Linked DNA regions of Homo sapiens: region 2 is linked to region 1. A link is a contact called in ENCODE Hi-C data. All regions are on one chromosome and are shown on one strand. Each heading gives the region's core, a stretch centred on a gene start or an enhancer-like site at or near the end of the contact. The rest is flanking DNA. Distances are from core to core; before and after follow the strand shown. Region 1 holds the start of HSPBAP1 (HSPB1 associated protein 1). Region 2 holds the start of COX17 (cytochrome c oxidase copper chaperone COX17).

Region 1 (6,712 bases), core at 2,811-5,310:
ACCTCTACCAGTTACCCTTTCCTGCTCCCAAGCACTGACTCACTCCTATCACTCCTAATCACCCGCAACCCTATGGCAATCATGCCAAAGCTTCTTTTTTTTTTTTTTTTGAGACAGGGTCTGGCCCTGTTGCTCAGGCTGGAGTGCCATAGCACGATCTCAACTCACTACAACCTCCGCTTCACAGGTTCAAACGATTCTTGTGCCTCAGCCTCCCAAGCAGCTGGAACTACAAGCGTGTGCCACCATGCCCAGTTTATTTTCGTATTTTCCGTAGAGACAGGGTTTCACTATGTTGCCCAGGCTGGTCTCAAATTCCTGAGCTCAAGCGATCTGCCTGCCTCGCCTCCCAAAGTGCTGGGATTACAGGCATGCACCAGCATGCCTGGATGCTTCTTCACTCTCAAATCTCCAGTACCTTTCTCTACTTCCTTACTTTTGTGGTACCTTGCTCTATTTTTCTGCAAAGACTGAAACCCATGATTTCCCTCTTCGTCACTTCAGCATTTCTGTTTTCACCCTGCTCTTCTCTGGATTCAATGGATACAAGTCTTCCCCTTTTTCACCCAGGTTCTCTGTCATTATTTCTACTTTAGTAGAATTGGTATCCTCACCTGGCTCATCTTCAAGAAATTATCCTAGGAAGCACAAACCAACCCAATTTCTATTAGTTCCTTCTCCTCTCAGCCTCCAAAGTACTTAATGTGTATCATATTGAGTATCATATCCCAGCTAATTACATCTGACCTTTAGGATATGTCTTATACTACTGTTCTTTTTATCTATGTCTTTATTGCCAAAAATGATATTTATAATTATTTTGGGGCAAAGATTGTCTTTTGCTTTACCACATGAAAAAGGTCTGTTTACCATGTGCCATTCAAATATTTTTTGATAATGGAATAAGTTTGCTCAAAAATGAACTTTTCAGCTGGGCACAGTGGCTTATGCCTGAAATCCCAGTGCTCTGGGAGGCTGAGGTGGGAGCATCACTTGAGGCCAGGAGTTCGAGACCAGCCTACGGAACATTGTGAGACCCTGTATCTACAAAAATAAAAAATAAACCAAAAATTTTAAAAATGAACTTTTCTATGACTCCCATTGTATTCATCATTGTACTGAACATACTGACCCTTTCACTTGACTTTATTTAATGTATTTATTTTTCTCATTCTCTTACATAACATCTCTAATTTCTTTTCTTTCAGTTTCAACATCAGTTACTAAGGCTGGCACTTTCTATTAATAATAAAAATGGTCACGATTCTTGAATATCCAATTCCTGCCAGATACTATGCTAGATAATCTACACATATTAACTCTAATCTTCACAATAATCATGCATTTTACAGAGGAGGAAACTGAGGCTCAAAGGGATTAAGTACCTTGTCCTCCAGTCTTTCTCCCTCCAATCGGTCTTCTACCCTTCAGCCAAAGTGATCTTCCTACAACCAAATCTAATCATGTTATTTCCCTCACCTAAAGCTCTTTAAGGCTTCCTACTGTCTTAATGTCTAGATTCCTTAACTAGGCCTAAGGTAACCTTCAGGATACCTCTTTTCTTACCACTCCTGACACCAACTTCTTTCAGTTCTTGGACCATGCCATGCTTTCTCCTTTTGCCTCTGGACTTGGCATGGAGTGCCCTTATTCATCCACTCAACAAACATGTGGCATGTGCCAACTATGTGCCTGGCATTGTACTAGCAGCTGGGCACATGGTAGAGAATGAAACAGACATAGGTCCTGCCCTCAAGGTACTTATGATCTAATGGAAAAAACAAATAATAAATAATTACAGATTGTAGTAAGTAAAATGACAGAAGCAGGATGCTGTATTCCAGAACATCTAGGGTTGGGGGGTGCAAGAGAAATCACAGTGACTGTTTTAAATAGTTTGATCTGGTAAGGTCTCAGGTGGTGACATACTTTAAAAGCTAAAGATTAAGCCAGCTATGTGAAAAGCCAAAGGGGAGGTGAGTGACAAGAGATCCTGCTAAAGACATCAGCAGAGCCCAGACCAAGGATTATTACAGGCCACGGTTAAGAATCTGGGTTTTATTCTAACTTCTAAGGGCAATGTAATTCGCTGAAGAATTTTACATAAGGAAGAGTCACTTTTTGCTGCAGAGTGGAGAAGGGATTAGAGGGGCACAGAATAGAAAACAGAGACACAAGTCAGTCAGGAAGATACAGTAGTAGTTGAGGTGAGAAAATGTGGATGATTTGAAGTACGGTCTGATAGTGAAAGGAAAAAAGTAGACAGATTAGATGCAGAATTGACCTGACTTGCAAAGTCATTACCTGAAATTAAGAAAGAGGCAGAGAGAGGTTATAGAGTTTGGGAATTTGTCATTGGAGAACGTTAGCAGGCTCACTAGAGAAACAGAGGATCAGAGGGATCTCAAGCCCATACTGACTGAATATTCAAGAGTTTGGCCATTTTCACTTTATACGGTCATCAGTTTGTGCAGGACTTTTTCCAGCAAAGTTCAGGCCCACGGGTGCAGGTACAAAGAGGGCAAAAGGTTGACTTCATCCAGAGTAAGAGTTTTGTCAGAAAAAAGTGCAGGAAGGGACAAGAGAATTTTTCAAAGGAACGACATACATTCTGGATAAGGGGGTGCAGTGGATAGAAAATGGAAAGATCAATGCAATGGAGGTATAGATGAAGGTCAAGAATTGTCTCCCTGGTAGAAAGTGGTCAGATAGTAGGAGGCTATAATTTGTTTCTTCTGCTTGGAATGGGCATCTCCCCCTTCAGCAAACTGTTTGACCCCTAAATACATCCATCCTTTTCTGCTCCCTGACTTCCTGAACCCCAGCACCACTCCCTGAGTTTGTCACCATCTCATCCAATCAGAAAGGCCCACCTCAGCGGATCACAAGGTCAAGAGAGCGAGACCATCCTGGCCAACATGGTGAAACCCCGTCTCTACTAAAAATACAAAAATTAGCTGGGCGTGGTGGCACGCTTGTAGTCCCAGCTGCTTGGGACGCTGAGGCAGAAGAATTGCTTGAACCTGGGAGGTGGAGGTTGCAGTGAGCCAAAATCGCGCCACTGCACTCCAGCCTGGTGACAGAGCGAGACTCCGTCTCAAAAAAAGAAAAAAAAAAAAAGAGAGAAAAGAAAAAGAAAGGCCGACCTCAAACTATTCGCTCCTTGAAGCATTTATGTTCTCCCCACTGAGATCCCTCCTCCTAACAACCCTCACAGAGTGTACTACTGGTAGAATAGTTCAGGTGACCACATAGTAAGTCATTCTTTTTCCTTTCTAGGCTCCTTTGGAAAAGGTATTGTTATAAATATTCAAAAGTCTCTGGATCCTGCGACAGTATTCAGAACACAGCCCTGCACGGTGCAATCATTCAATAAATAATAACAGGGATCTCAGGCTCATGGGCCTCCAAACCTCATCCCCACTTGCTAAACCAGGGTTCACTGAAATAGAATAAAAGCGCATAATCCCTGTTCACAAAAGTCTCAGATAACTTCCATTAATCTCAAAGGTTGCCTTCAATTTCACAAATTTAATTTTAATCCCCTCTAAACGTTCAAAACACCTCTATTTAGCTAATGATGGGCAAATATAAAACAAAACAAAACAAAAATAACACCCCATGCGTGAAACAGCACTCGTAGGCTACCCTACGACGATCAAAAATCTGGATGCCACAATTCGAGAAATGCCACGCTCACTAGAAAATATAGATTTTTCTTCATAGTCTAATGCAAGGCCAGAGAGACCTGGGTTGGGGCTAAGGCAAACGGCCCCACGAGGGGTGCCACGAGAGTCAACTGGCATTGGGTTTGTACTCAGGGTCGGACCTCAGCCTGGCACCTACCTTCCTCCCCTCCAGCCCCAGCCGCAACGATCACAGGAGTGGTCGCCTCGGAGCCTGCTGCCATGGCTACCGCAAGGCGGGTTCTGCCGGAACCCAAGGCGGAGCGGAGCTGGGGTGGGGTCAGAGTAGGGGCCAAACTCCGAGACCCGAAGCTGCACCACAGGAAGGAGCCCCGGCGACTCCCGCCCGGCTCCTACGGAAACGCCGGCTCTCACGTGGAGGTCACGTGACGGATGCTGGGCGGGACCACGCAGCTTTGTTTTGATACCCCGGGTGTGGAAATACAAACACGTGGTCTGAGTTGTGGCGCTTTTTACCTAACCCGGACCTTAGCGTTCTTTATTGTAGTCTTAGCTTCGTTTCTGTTTCTCCTTTTCTAGTCAGATCCTTCCTTTCCACCTCGGCTTTTCTCCACCCTAAAGGATTGGAGTTTTAGGGGAAGGTTTGCCGCTTAGTGGGGCTCCGGCGGTGGGATGGGTCTCTGCCGTGAGCTTTCGCGAGCCGCTCTTGGCAGCCTGGAATGCGAGGCTAGCTCACGCTTCTCTTACACCTCTCTTGCCCTTCTGGTGGTAACCTGACTCCTTCTGATTTTAGTGGCTGCCGGGAAATACGAACCTCGGGCAAAGAATCCTGTGATTGCGTTCCCTGTGACTCATTTCCCGATCCAGACAAGCCAAATTGCTTGACTTTAGGTTTTCAAGGACACTAATCCACAGCTGTCAGGCTTCTGAATTTGTATACCAAAATAAACAAACAGCTGTGTGAAGAGATCAACAACCACCTTTCTTCTCGTTTACCCTGTGGTCAAATCATAATCACTGGAGATGGATCTTTGGGGCAAAAATCTTCCAACTTTACTGGACATACCTTTATTGCTCGCCTATTGGCAGGCGAAATGGGTAAAGTTTACATATATATGAATGAAATTGGCTAGTTTGGAATCTCCTCTTTGGATATGTAAGACAAAAAAGTAACAAAAATAGGTAGTACTTATTGCACGTAAGAAATGATTTTTATGAGATAATCCCCTGGGACCAACTACGCTTAAACTTTATCCTTCGCCTATAATTTCTGAAGTTACTAACTCAACAAAAATGAGAATAAGCCCAAAATAGAAGCAAGCATCAGGTTAACTGACGTCACTTAACAGGTCACTGAGTTGTTTATTAGGCACAAGATTTAACTTGGACACTTCCTCCAAACACCCCAGGGTTCCTTGCCCAACCTCCTCGAATACAGCCTCTCTGGGAGTTTCCCTCTCCCCGACTCAGCCGCGCTGGTCCCTGCCTTTTCAGCGCTACCTGCCCTCCGTCTGGGACCTGGCTCCTTTCCTCTCGCCGGTGTTTCCTCGCCACCCGCGGAGGGGAGGGCGGACCCCAGCCTCCTTGCCGCCTGCCCCGCCTCCCCGCCTCCCCGCCGGCCCGGCTCGGGCCGCGCAGGCGCACCAGGCGCGGTCCGGAGGCCGAGGGCGACCACAGCAGCCTCCGCCTCCTGCTGCTCAGGACTATTCTGCGCTGGGCTAGTCGGCGGTGACCCGGACTGCGCCCGGCAGTGGCTTCGCGGGCGACGCGTCGCCATGGGCTCTCGCTGGAGCAGCGAAGAGGAGAGGCAGCCGCTGCTGGGGCCCGGGCTCGGGCCTGGGCTGGGGGCCTCCTGGAGAAGCCGGGAGGCGGCGGCGGCGGCGCTGCCCGCGGCGGTCCCGGGTCCCGGGCGGGTATACGGGCGCCGCTGGCTGGTGCTGCTGCTCTTCTCGCTGCTGGCGTTCGTTCAGGGCCTGGTCTGGAACACCTGGGGTCCCATCCAGAACTCGGCGCGCCAGGCCTACGGCTTCTCCAGCTGGGACATCGCGCTGCTCGTGCTGTGGGGGCCCATCGGCTTCCTGCCCTGCTTCGCGTTCATGTGGCTCCTGGACAAGAGAGGTGAGGGGTCGCGGAGCGCCAGCCCGCGCTGTCTCTCCTCCGGGAGCAGGCGCCTGCCCGCGCTCCAGGCCTGCCAGCCGCCTCCCTTGGCCCCGGCATAGGGGTTGTGTGAGGTGATAGAGTGTTGCTAGCATTCCATTTCTGACTTAGGAACCCTCCGTCCCCAAAGCGACAAATATGGAAAGGCAACCTTGCAAATATTTATGTTTTTTATCAAGGCCCTTTATGCAACACCAGGGATTTAAGCGATCTCTAAACGTTCAAGTTTTTACACATTGTGAACATCAGAGCATCCCCGTGCACGTGCGGTGTATGTGTTTTACACCTGACAAAAATGACTGATGCTTTGACTTCAAAGGGATATGGGGATGTTGAGGATGAAAGGTCGGAAAATAGATTGACGGTGCCCATATGTAAGGAAATAATGAGTTCGTTTTGTGTAATAGATGACTCCAGCCCAGGAAGAGCTATTGGGAAACTCAGATCTGACACTTTGGTTTCTGGAAGGTGGTGCTCGGCAGCTTTAAAATGTGTGTATGTGACTAGATGGCTTTCTCAGTTGAGATTTGTGACTTTCAATTAAAGCTTGCAGATGAGTGAAGATGCTTGCTTAGAATGGTACCCTGGACATCTCACTTTACCACTTGCCAGTGTGATTCTCTGAGAAGAAAAAGCCATAGGGCTGAGAATCAAGGCATACTTACCACATAAGTATGGATAAATGATTAGTAGTGACAGTCTACCCTCAAGAGGCTGTTGTGCAAGATTTTATATTTATTAATTGAATAATGCCTGGGAGCTACTTTGTACAGTTTCTGTTCAACCTTTTATAAGTTTTGTTGCAATGAGTTCTTTAGTCAGATTTGGAAGGTTGTCTTAGTCCACTGGAGCTGCTATAACAAAATACCATAAACTGGGTAGTTCATAAACACAGAAATTTATTTCTC
Region 2 (6,965 bases), core at 309-2,808, 3.1 Mb before region 1:
GACTATGGATATTTGGGGAGAACCCACGTGGTCTGAGGCAATCGAGGCAAAGGGAATTTAACAAAGGGAATAGGTTCTCCTTCCATGGAAACTCTACCCATCCTTCAATAGCTCAAGAGCTGCCTGCAAATGGGAGATTGCCTGGGATAGTGAGATCATTGTGAAGATAATAGCTAGCATTCATTGATCATTTATTGCCATGTATACTGTGTTAGCCACTTGACATGGCTTGTATCATTAACCTTTACAATAATACTGGAGGGAGTTTCTTTTATTAGAGTCATTTTACAGACACATGAGGCTCAAGGTCACCAAGTTAGTGGATTAAGATTCAAACCTTGACTGTGGATCCCAGACTCTTAATCATGCTGTCATACCATTCAAGGTTCAACAGCACTTACTGTTACCACTGGAACAATTTGTTCAGACTAGTCTTTCAATCCTACCCGTATTATTTACAAAGTACTGAGGATTAATAAAAGCACTGAGCTCCTACACTCTTATTATCCCATTATACCACTAATGATTTCTTTCTTATATCTACTATCTGGGAAGACAAAAGGGGCCAGAGGAAGAGATGCACATTCACGTTATCTGAGGACGTCCTCTAATGAGATTTGCTCCACAAGAGAGGCTATATAAAATGAGAACAAATCTTTTGTGGATTGACAATCTAGATGAACTATTCTTAATACTTTGTCCCCTGCGTCGTAGACTGATTGATTTTCAACTTTTGGTTGTCTTAAAAGGGTTGAAGCGTAACTCTTCAGAACTGTAAGGAATACACTCTGTGTCCTACTGTCTCTAAATTTTGGGAGAAAGCCTTAGAAATTACCAGAAAACCTTTCCTGTTTGGTCTTAACAAATCTATCATAGCCCTTACCACGTCGTATACAAGTCACTGGTTTATGTCTCCATTAACTTTAAGCTCCTTTATATCAAGATGCATCTTTATCCATGTCTACATCTTCGGACCTAACGCAGTGCTTAACCCATAACAGATACTCAACACACATTTGTAGGAAGGAATGAGTGGTTGAAGCTTGCCGTTCTCCTCTCTCTCCATCGTTTCCCGGTACTAAGCTACGGGATAAGTCAACAGAGACCCGACCACGAAACCTACAAGGCCCAATAATTATCTCCAGAGCGCCGCAATGGGGCGGGGCGGGGCGGGGCGGGGGGGGGGGGCAGACAGGGAGGAGGAGTGGGGGAAGGGGGGAAGGAAGAGGGCAGAGGGCAGAAGGCAGAGGGCAGAGGGCAGAAGGCAGAGGGCAGAGGCCGTAGGGCAGAGGCACCGGAAGGCACAGGCCGCGGCCCGGGGCTCGTCGGCCGCGCCCTCTCCGGCTGCGCACTGACCACGCATCGCGCGCCTTCTTGGTCTCCGGGCAAGCGCAGCAGGGCTTCAGCGGCTTCTTCTCCTGAGACTCAGGCGGGGCAGGGTTTGAGTCAACCAGACCCGGCATCTTTCGCGCCAAAAGCAGCTATGAGCGGAGACAGCCAAATCTATGCCAGCCTCGGCAAACGCCGATTCGTCCGCAGTCACTTCCGGCAGTCGCTCTAAAAAGTACAGGAAGTCCTGCTTCTCTCTGACAGGTGGGGAATTTAAAAGGAGCGCGTGCGCAGAAGAGGCAAAATTCGGGCCTTAACGAGAGGGTGCCCCCTTCAGCGCATGCGCAAGGAGGCCCGCTGAACGCTCACCTGGACTGTGGTATTTACACTCTAGGACTCTAGGTCATAGAGTATTTGTTAAATCAACTTGGGGAGGGCTCACGAAGAAAGAAAGCAGCAAGACAACTGAGAGATCTCGTAACACCCGCTCCTCCCCACCCAATATCGAAACGGAAGCCCAAGATGGTGAAATGATTTGTTCAAGCCAAACAGGAGAAACCATAAGTGAAAGCCAGTTCCCTTGAATAACAGACTAGTTTCCCCCTTTTCTTTTATCCGCCTTCTTCCTGATCCCCACACACTGCAGGCCTTTCCTCTCTTTCATTGACCTATTTAAAAATGAATAGCAAGACATAGAACCACCGAGTCCACAACTATTGGGGGAATTTAAAAGGTCCTATAACCCCCTATACACCTCCTACGCACATTAAATCCTCAGCTAATTTGCATTTATAGCCCCCCTCCAACTGATCTGAATTCAGTATGAATTATTCAGTCATATATTCGTTAATATACTGATGAATAAAATTGAAAAATACCATTTCCATAGCATTTCCTCAGGTACATAGATAAACTGGTGCCCGTCTTATTCGCAATGAAATGGATATAATCATTGGATTTTTTTCCTGCAGAGTATTGTTGGAAACAGGCAATAAACTCTTTTTTATTTTATTTTATTTTATTTTTTGGAGATAGGGTCTTGCTCTGTCGCCCAGGCTGGAGTGAAGTGGCACGATCTTGGCTGACTGCAACCTCCACCTCCTGGGTTCAAGCAATTCTCCTGCCTCAGCCTCCTGAGTAGCTGGGATTACAGGTGTGCACCACCACGCCCGAGTAATTTTTGCATTTTTTAGTAGAGACGGGGTTTCGCCATGCTGGCCAGGCTGGTCTCGAACTCTGACCTCAGGTGATCCGCCCACATCAGCCTCCAAAAGTGCTAGGTTATAGGCATGAGCCACCGCGCCTGGCCAATAAAATCATTTTTTAAAGCAGGACTTGGAGGCACTGTTCAATAGCTGCAGGGTGATAGGTATTTTTAGGTACTTAAACTTTCAGCATCACCTAATCAAAGTTTGTTTCTATATTATAGATATTTAACTCAGGGAATTTACAGGCGTGTCTGTGAACTGGTGCTGTATAAGAGTAATTTCTATATGTGTATTTTTCAGGTTACTAAGACCATCCCCATTTTGTCATCTGAAAACTTTCAATAAGGATGATTTTTATTTCCTTCTGGATTGATATTTTTAATAATACAACATATTACCCTCATGTTCTAAATTCACCCTCATCCATTATTATCAATTCTTTCAACTAGGTGCTAACTCACATTGTTTAGAATCTTGCTAATCAAACAGTGCTTCCTGGATGAGCAATATCAACATCACTTGTAACCTTAATATACAATAAAATGTGGTTCAACAAATTATTGGGGAAAAGAAAATAGGCTAACCATCTGGAGAAAATTAAACACTACATTAAAAGGAAGAGCTCTAGATGCATTAAAGACCTAGATTGGAAAGATTGAAATATGAAATTAATAGCAAATTGTGGAGGAGAATATTTTAATACTGAGGGATGGGGGAATAACTTATGTTACATTTCAAAAGTACAAATTGCATGTCAAAAAAATTGAAGAAATTCATTACAGCAAAATAAAGGCTTGGGGTTTTACATACAATACTATAGACAAAGTTAACAAATAAATGATAGAATTGGGAGAAAATATTTGAAATCTACATATTTTTAAAAATTTTAAAAGTTAAAAAACTAATGTGTTCACTTAGAATATGTATTCAGTTGAAACAATGTCACCTTCAGTCGCAATATCTTCCATATATGTAGGGCTGTCGAGGTTGTGAACCATCATTTAATCTTCATGGCAGTCAAAATTATTATCTACATTTATAGTTGGGGAAAAATTGAAGTTCAGAGGTGTACATTTGTTCAAGGCTGCGTAACTTGAAAGTGGCAATCCTGAGTCTCATCATCTTCTCCCTGTACTCTGTCTACTATCCTACTTAATTTATCTAAATGCAAGGCAAGGCCTGGTGTAGTGGCTCACACCTGTAATCCCACACTTTGGGAGGCTAAGGCAGGCAGATCATCTGAGGTCAGAAGTTTGAGACCAGCCCAACCAACATGGTGAAAACCCATTTCTACTAAAAATACAAAAATTAGCCAGGAGTGGTAACCTGTAATTCCAGCTACTTGGGGGGATGAGGCATGAGAATCACCTGAACCCAGTGGGTGGCAATTTCAGTGAGCCGAGATTGTGCCACTGCACTCCAACTTGGGTGATGTAGTGAGACTGTCTCAAAAAAAATTAATTAATTAATGCAAAGCAAAATTTTTTTATTTTAAAACTAATCATTGATCTGTATTCACTTGTGCTATTGCATTTTTATGTATAGGAAATGAACAAGGAAGAAAAGGAAGATAAATATCTAACAGAGTTTAGAGAGCTAAGAGAATTGAGATAAACAGTAGGGACAGATAACAGACCCAAAGACTCAAACAGCTTTTCTGCAATTGAGAAGATTTTTTGGCCCACTGTCCCTCCTTGCTTCAGGGAAGAAAGATTACTGGTTGTGATAACACTGCCTGTGACTTCCTCAGGTTAGCTAATATAGGCAGGCCTCAGGCAAAGAAGTTGAGTAGCAGCCCTTTCTGCACCACACTTCTTTAACCTGCTGTGTTCCAGACATTTACAACCTTTGGTTTCCTTACTGAGTGCTGTAACCCTTAACACTCTTTCAACAACTGCTTCTTCAGGATGAAATATTCTCCTGACTTTGAAAAAAACAACCAGTGGCCTTTCCAAAGTGAAATATTTAGTCATTTATATCTAGCTACTAAACTATCCTCTTGCTTCAGAATGGTACAGCTAACCCACATATGTGGGTTACTTTTCCTTCTACCTTTTAATTTATATGAAGTAAGGTGGAGCGTGCTGGCTCACGCCTGTAATCCCAAGCACTTTGGGAGGCTGAGGTGGGCAGATCACTTGAGGTCAGGAGTTTGAGACCAGCCTGACCAACATGGTGAAACCCCGTTTCTACTAAAAATACAAAAATTAGCCAGTCGTGGTGGCAGGCGCCGGTAATCCCAACTACTCAGGAGGCTGAGGCAGGAGAATCCCTTGAACCAGGGAGGCGGAGGTTGCAGTGAGCCGAGATCACGTCACTGCACTCCAGCCTAGGCAACAGAGTGAGACTTTGTCTCAAAATAATAATAATAATAATTTATATAAAGTAAGCTGTAAGGTCAACTTTTGATTTTTATGTTATCACTATGCTTTTCTTCTTTCTCTATCATTTTTTCTTCTCCTACCCAGTCTAAATGCTTTTATACTCGTGGGATGGCCTGTTTCGGTATTAAAGGAAAGGTAGGAGTATATAACATAAGAAATTTATCCTTTCCCATTCTACCCCAACAAAAATCTTAATAGCCCACTTCCCCCAAGAAAAATAATTTTAGAGAGCTGTAATTAGAGTTTAAATTGACAGTAGGTGGCTGATGAATACCAAATAATAAAAGATAAAATTCACCCATCTGTCTTACAAAGGCAACTCTGAAATTAGTTTGATTCATACCTTTTATATCAAGCTCTTGCTCATCAATTTTGATTTTAACCAGAATTGGAGCTCTTTTAAACCTTTGGAATGCTTTGCTATTACTATAATTGCTAAATTAGCAGGCATTAAGACTTGAAGTGGTGACTGTAGTGGATTTTTTCATAGCACAGTGAATATGTTTATTGTATGTTATTGAATGGGGACATTAGCTACCAGTGGCACCAAACAGCAATTTTGTGGATGCATGACAGCCCTGGTAATGCCAGAAGCAACAACTGAGAAAGTACTTTCTAAAATCCTTCTATGATAAAGGTATTTTTAGCCATTTTTCAGGCCTAACTAATCCCAGGTGTGCCAGCTTTACCAAGTAAGGGTGAGTAGTTGTTGGTGGAGAAGGAGTGACACCATATGTTGAGAGATAAGAATTACAAGACTTAAATTCTCATTGGCCTAATGTACTATGTCTACTTTGTATAAACTAACTTACAAAAGTAAGTAAGGTAATTTTTGTCCTTATATCTGCCCCTGCAAAGGAAAAAATGCTTTCCAATTTCCACAGGTAAATATGTACTGTACATCGTTCTTTATAGCTGCAATTTTATTCAAATTGCCTGCCACAGTTTTATGAATGTTGGTTGTATTAGTCTGTTCTCATGCTGCTATAAAGAAATACCCAAGACTGGGTAATATAAAGGAAAGAGGTTTAATTGACTCACAGTTCTGCATTGCTAGGGAGGCTCCAGGAGACTTACAATCATGGTGGAAGGCAAATGAGAAGCAGGGACCTTCTTTACAAGATGGTAGGACGGAGTGAGTGCCAACAGGGGAAATGCCACTTATAAAACCATCAGATCATGTGAGACTCACTCACTATCACAAGAACAGCATGGGAGAAACTGCCCCCATGATCCAGTTACCTCCACCTGGTTCCACCCTTGACACATAGGGATTACAATTCAAGATGAGATTTTCAGTGGGGACACAGCCAAACCATATTATTGGTAGAAGCCTCCAAGCAGCTAGGTCACAGATGAAGGACAATTTATTACTTATAGCAATAGCAGCAGCAGAATATCAGCATTTTTATGCCAGTTCCCTGAGTTCCAAGTCCCACAGGGTGATGTGAAGAAAGCCAGATGATATCCACATATGCACTGGGTTGAATTACAGGAAAGGAACAGTGAGCTTAGGAAACTCAAATCTTTAGTTGTGGGCAGTAAAAATGTCTGACTTTTGCTCCCAAAGTAGACACTACCTTTGTCTTCCAAGGTTGTTTCCTACACAAAGGAACAAAGGCAAACAGTGCCACCCCTTGAAAGACATGCAGAAGGCCGGGCACGGTGGCTCACACCTGTAATCCCAGCACTTTGGGAGGCCAAGGTGAGCAGATCACGAGGTCAAGAGATCGAGACTATCCTGGCCAACATGGTGAAACCCCATCTCTACTAAAAATACCAAAATTAGCTGGGCATGGTGGCACATGCCTGTAGTCCCAGCTACTTGGGAGGCTGAGGCAGGAGAATCACTTGAACCTGGGACGCGGAGATTGCAGTGAGCCGAGATCACACCACTGCACTCCAGCCTGGCGACAGAGCGAGACTCCATCTCAAGAAAAAAAAAAAGACACGCAGAAACATGTGCACCCATGGAGAATTATCTCCCAACATTACTATGTACTTCGTTTTAATTAAATTTTATGAACTAACATCCCTTTCCAAT

Evidence for each region. A loop is a pair of places that touch in the nucleus more often than their neighbours do. Pooled maps may share reads with other maps.
Region 2: a loop to region 1 is called in a map of CD8-positive, alpha-beta T cell, with 6 times the contacts of the local background. The contact joins the promoter of COX17 here to the promoter of HSPBAP1 in region 1. A Hi-C loop is called at or near these places in 1 of 168 maps with a recorded cell type or tissue (CD8-positive, alpha-beta T cell) and 7 of 50 pooled maps.

Annotation. Positions count from the first base shown.
Region 1 is chr3:122,789,771-122,796,482 of GRCh38, forward strand. HSPBAP1 (HSPB1 associated protein 1) reads right to left here and starts at 4,061. Exons shown (of 8, transcript NM_024610.6): 1 at 3,847-4,061. The coding sequence starts at 3,910. It overlaps SLC49A4 (solute carrier family 49 member 4), which reads left to right and starts at 5,299. Exons shown (of 9, transcript NM_032839.3): 1 at 5,299-5,765. The coding sequence starts at 5,423. RefSeq lists a silencer at 5,136-5,625.
Region 2 is chr3:119,675,848-119,682,812 of GRCh38, forward strand. It overlaps COX17 (cytochrome c oxidase copper chaperone COX17), which reads right to left and starts at 1,559. Exons shown (of 3, transcript NM_005694.2): 1 at 1,357-1,559. The coding sequence starts at 1,463. RefSeq lists an enhancer at 1,738-1,997.